Linked DNA regions of Mus musculus: region 1 is linked to region 2. Evidence: chromatin loops called from intact Hi-C (ENCODE). Cell type or tissue: left cerebral cortex. All regions are shown on one strand. Region 1 overlaps Susd6 (sushi domain containing 6). Region 2 overlaps Susd6 (sushi domain containing 6).

What was found. Hi-C counts contacts between places; a loop is a spot of excess contacts. Peaks named below come from ENCODE experiments on the same cell type or tissue, not always from the same donor. Only the 100,000 strongest peaks of a DNase experiment are listed, where the experiment ranks them.
Region 1: a loop joins it to region 2, with 2.1 times the contacts of the local background. A loop is called at or near these places in 4 of 42 quality-filtered maps.

What each region holds. Positions count from the first base shown.
Region 1 is chr12:80,815,430-80,817,929 of GRCm38, reverse strand. The region is part of intron 1 of Susd6 (sushi domain containing 6); the gene reads right to left. Among named protein-coding and RNA genes, the nearest start is that of Susd6, 26 kb to the right of the region's middle. In left cerebral cortex, no CTCF peak of the experiment used is centred here; a DNase peak (open chromatin) is centred at 1,035; H3K27ac peaks cover 735 bases.
Region 2 is chr12:80,875,777-80,878,276 of GRCm38, reverse strand. Susd6 (sushi domain containing 6) reads right to left here. Exons shown (of 6, transcript NM_178682.4): 6 at 1-1,181. The coding sequence ends at 1,156. Among named protein-coding and RNA genes, the nearest start is that of Gm23298, 34 kb to the left of the region's middle. In left cerebral cortex, no CTCF peak of the experiment used is centred here; DNase peaks (open chromatin) are centred at 215, 966 and 1,302; H3K27ac peaks cover 699 bases.

The sequences.
Region 1 (2,500 bases), 60 kb after region 2:
CTACCACTGAGGTTTTGTTGTGGTGGTTGTTTAAAAGTTCTCTTTCTCTCTCTCTCTCTCTCTCTCTCTCTCTCTCTCTCTCTCTCTCTCACACACACACACACACACACACACACACACACACACACAGAGAGAGAGAGAGAGAGAGACAGAGACAGAGACAGAGACAGAGACAGACTGAGAGAGAGAGAAAGAGATAGATGCATACTCCTCTTCTTGGGGTGGGGGATGTAGCTCACTCATTTAGTATAGGGCTCCCTAACACTGCCTAAAATATGGTCTGACGGAGCATACATACCAGTAATCTCAGCACTTAGGAGGAGGTGAGGTCATCCTCACCTATATATCAAGTCCTAGGCCAACCTGAAACGCATGGGACCCTATCTTTAAAAAAATTAAAATTAAAATTCCCATACTATCCCTACCTCTTAGTAGTTTTCATTCATAATTTTATGCCAGCTGAGAGCCTCCAAACTCAGAAGTTACTAAGAATGATGAGGGCACATTACTTTCTTCTTGCATTTTTTCCTTCTCTGTACAAAGCTGAAGAAATGCAAGCTTGACCCACAACCTTCCAAGTAAGTAATTCAGTCCATACATGTTGTTTGAAGATGTCTCAGGAGGAAAAATGGAAAACAGGGTGATGAACCTAAAGTTACAAGATGATAGATAGAGGCTCATCATTTACATCTGAAAGAGACCCAAAGGTTCATTTCTAAAGGTTTTTATTTCCCTGGTTTTTCTTTCTGCAGTGCTATTTATATTACATGAAGATTATTCTCAAGGACCAGGGCTAAAGGACAAAGCACTCACAAAGTAAACAAAAACTCAGCAAAGGCTCTCTAGTAGAGTAGTTAGAAGGCAGCATCTAGAACAAAACTAAGACCTGGATAAAATGAGACATAACATGCATTACACAGAAGTCAGAGTTGGGGAGGCAGCCCTAGACTCATCCATATAATTAGTCCCTTAAAAAATAGGCTGCTGCTCACCCACACTGATTCACAACCGCTTCCCTTGCTCAGGTCACTCACAGGCAGCAGATGGCCCTAGCCCTAGGCAGATGGCTGAATATGAACAGGACAAAACTAAGGCCCATCCCTGATTACAAAAGTGCCTGGGGGTTGGCACAGCTCAAAATCAGCAGCAGCATCCAAGGTTCTCCAGCACCCACAGAGCTCATAAAGAGACTGGGTAAAGAGTTTAGTTAGGGAAAGACCCAGTACAACTCTCAAACTGGCCCAGGAGTGGTCATACACACCACAATCTAAGCAGTGTACCAGCAACTAGGGAAACAGTGATGACAGAGGTGGGGACAAAAGGAAGTTTGTCACAGTGACAAAGGTGGTGCTCTCAGGAAGTTCTCTAAAATGTAAGGGCAAACAAGTAAACAGATGGCAGTACAGTGGGGAAGTGCTGAGTCCAGGGCAAAAACAGTAAGGTAGGCCAGAGACACCCAGAATGCAGTGATCCAAACAGACCCTGGCTTTATAGATGTTACCTAAACAGACATGAAAGAGGTAGAGAAAAACATAAGGATCATTCCAAAAAGAAACAACTTAAGAGGCAAAAGAGAATTGGGAATCACTCCCACCTTTGCTGCTAGCATGAGACCCTAACCATTACTACCTAAAATGAACTATAAGGCCATCTTATCATGTCCTATCTATTCAATTTAATAGAAACTATAACCTCAGCATGAGCTGCAACTTGCCTAGGGACACAGGCCTGAGTGCCTAAACCAGAGCCCAGTTCTCTCACTCAACAGTTTTCTCAGGTGTTTCCCAATCAGAATGTGACTGCTAACTAAATCTTCAAGGACACATATCAGCCACAGGTCTGCTCTCCCTGGGTTAGGTATATTCTAAACACTCCTGGAAGGGCACTTGCTGAGGCCGCTCTACCAGATAAGGAACTCATTAGGAGCGCCAGTGTGGCACGAAGAGCTCATGAGAAAATAGTAACAGGTACCTACCTTCTCTTCTGGAAAGAAAGCAGCAAGCATTTGCAACAGAACATGAGATAGACTGTCTCTGTCTGTACAGATGCATCACACACACACACACACACACACACACACACACACACACACACAATTTAAAAAATGGGACCCTTAGAAATGTAAGACTGAGGGAAATCTGTTAGTACATAACAGGATATGTGCAGGCAGGCTTAATTAAGACTCCACAGCCTGTTTCCCAGGAGCCTACCTCCTTGTCTAGCTAGTCATATTAACTTAGCTATGAGAAGCAGTCACTATAGAGAAGTTACCCTTGGGGGTGGGCCATCAGTCTAGCAGACAAGTCTTTAATGTCAGCGCCCAACTGCCCTGTCACCTCAACCTCTACTTTCAACAGCAATTACTCTGTGACCCCAGCTCTCAACCAGGCTGCCTACTTTGGATCAGAGTATATGTAAGGTAAGGTGGAAAAGAGTATCTCTCTCTCTCTCTCTCTCTCTCTCTCACACACACACACACACACACACACACACACACACA
Region 2 (2,500 bases):
AGCTGGCAGGGAAAATAAGGAGTGGCTTTTCAACGATGACGTGTGGAAAGGCAGGGAGGAGAGAACAGAGTGGGAGCAGTGGCACAGCAGGCCACTTCCTGGGCACAGTTACTAAGGCACATGACCGTGGTGAGGAGGATCCTCAGGACCTGCCGGAGCTGCCTGCAGCCACCGGGGACTTGGTCTGTACCTATCAGCCTCCCCTCCATCACCACAAACCTAAAAAGGGGCAACTTGCCCAGACTGCCAAAAGCCAGATGAGCTTTTGTTGGCATCTCAGCAAATCTCAGGATTCTGTGGGCTGCAAGGAAGCCAGAGCTACCTAGGACAAAGTCCAGGAAACAGCATGCAACTTCCCCTTATCCAGGAACAGAAACCAAGGCCAAGGCAGCCAGTGCTGGAAGCAGGAAGTGAGAACTTGAGTATTAGGAAGACAATCATTATCTGACACCTTTCCTCCTTCCCACAGGTCTTCTGGGTGCTTCTTAGAAACTCTCAAAAGAGCCAGGAACCTGCACGAGAGCTGGTCAGCGAGTGCTGGGTGGCTTTGGCATGACTTCCCAAACCTCTGTCCTCAGTTAAGGAAGATGCCGCCATCAGTGTCAACACACAGGGCAAGCTCAGGGACCCACATTCTGGACCCAGCATGAGCTATTCCTGCTTTGAGTGCCTTACTACTCTTCAATCTGTTTCTGCAGCCTCAGGCCTGGCCCCCGGGTACAGGTGGCAGTAGCCACTAAGGCCTGTGGATAGCAACCCACCTGCACAACAGGGAACCTGGACAGGGTGGGGAAGGCACAAGTAAACACAGCAGTGCTCAGGCCCTCATGGCTGCGGGGCTGCCACCAAGAGCTGGCTGGAAGGGACCCAGAGGCTGAGGGGAAGGGGAGGTTCAATCCAGCGCATTCAGACACATCCCTGACAGACAGATGGGAAGGCTGGGCCAGGCAAAGGGCCAGGTCCTCCAGCTGTCCAGTGGGCAGATGGTGAGAATCTTTCTTGAGTATCCATCGAGGTGGCCTGCAGGCTCTCAGGTACACAGAGATACACAGGTGGCAGTTCAGGCATCCAGGTGGGGCAGCTAGAGAGGACATGGTACTCAAACCCACAGGAAGAGAGAGGACGGGCAGAGAGGACAGAGGCCAGCGGCAGCCCTCATGCTTCTTTCAATAGTGGGATATCTGTAGAGACAGGGAGGGAAGTACAGCAGTTACCTAAGGGTGTCTCTCAGTATCTCTTCCAACTCCACCCTAGAGAGTCCCAAACAGCGCTCATTTAAAGAAATAAAACGTTCTGCTGTACATGTCTAAGCTAGTCAAATTTTCCTGCTTTCTATTTCTGGCCTTTCTGCTTCTATTCTCCCACTGCCTGTACGATAAAATCCCAATGCTAAGCCTGGTATCCAAACACCTTCTGGTCCCACCAACATAACCCTGATTCTGTTCTCTGCTGGTCTAGTAACTTTTGATTCTTTTCTAACCTTGCTCTAAGAAGTTTCAAAGTTCTCTTTAAGTTCTACCTTTTTAAAAAAGCTACCTGTCATCTGTGTGAACCTGGACAAATCATTTTGGACCAAACCAGTGGGTTTTGGTCTTCTCATGTCACCAGAGGGGAGAAGTGCTAGACCCATGCTTTAAGATCTGGAATCTGTCTTAACAACACTGGTGTCCTCATCATGGCATGAGTTCAATTTCTTTTCATTATTGTACTTTTAAAAACTTCATTATATATTTATCATTCCTTTTAACATGTGTACATCCACACACTACAGGAACTACTTGATGACGTGCATCTATACCTGCAGGTCAGAGAACAACTTCTGGGAGTCAGCTCTCCCATTCTACCATGTGGGGACTGGGGACCAAATTCAGATCATCAGGCTTGGTAGCAAGCGCCTCTCTCTGCTGAGTCATCTTGCTGGCCTTATTTCTGTATTTGAGAGCCGGGGTCTGTGCAGTCCAAACTACCCTTGACTGTGGTCCTTGTCTTAACCTCTGAAATGCTGACTGCAGGCCTGAGGCACCATATCTGGCTAGCACCACAATTATTGATTCCATTATTTCTCTAGTGCAGGCCTCACTGACTTTCCTACTGATACTCCTTGCAACAGAGAGAGTACTTCCTATTTGCATCAGATCTGAAACCTCATCCAGCACCAAACACAAGATATGGCTTTCAAAAAGTTTTGCTCAGACCAGGTGTAATGGAACATACTTTTAATTCCAGCAGAATACTTTTAATTAGAGGCAGAAGCAGAGCAATCTCTGGGAGTTTTGAGACCAGTTCTCATTTACACAGTGAGTTTCAGATAGCCAAGGTTACACAGTAACACCTGCAATCAGCCACTTGTGGCTAGGGTAACAGGATAGTAGTCTCTGAGCCAGCCTGGGCTATGCAGGAGCCCTGACTCTGAAAACATCAACATCATCAACAACTACAACAACAGCTCCCAAACCAAAAACTTGTTTACTAAACAAATAAGTAGCCATCAAGAAAGAGC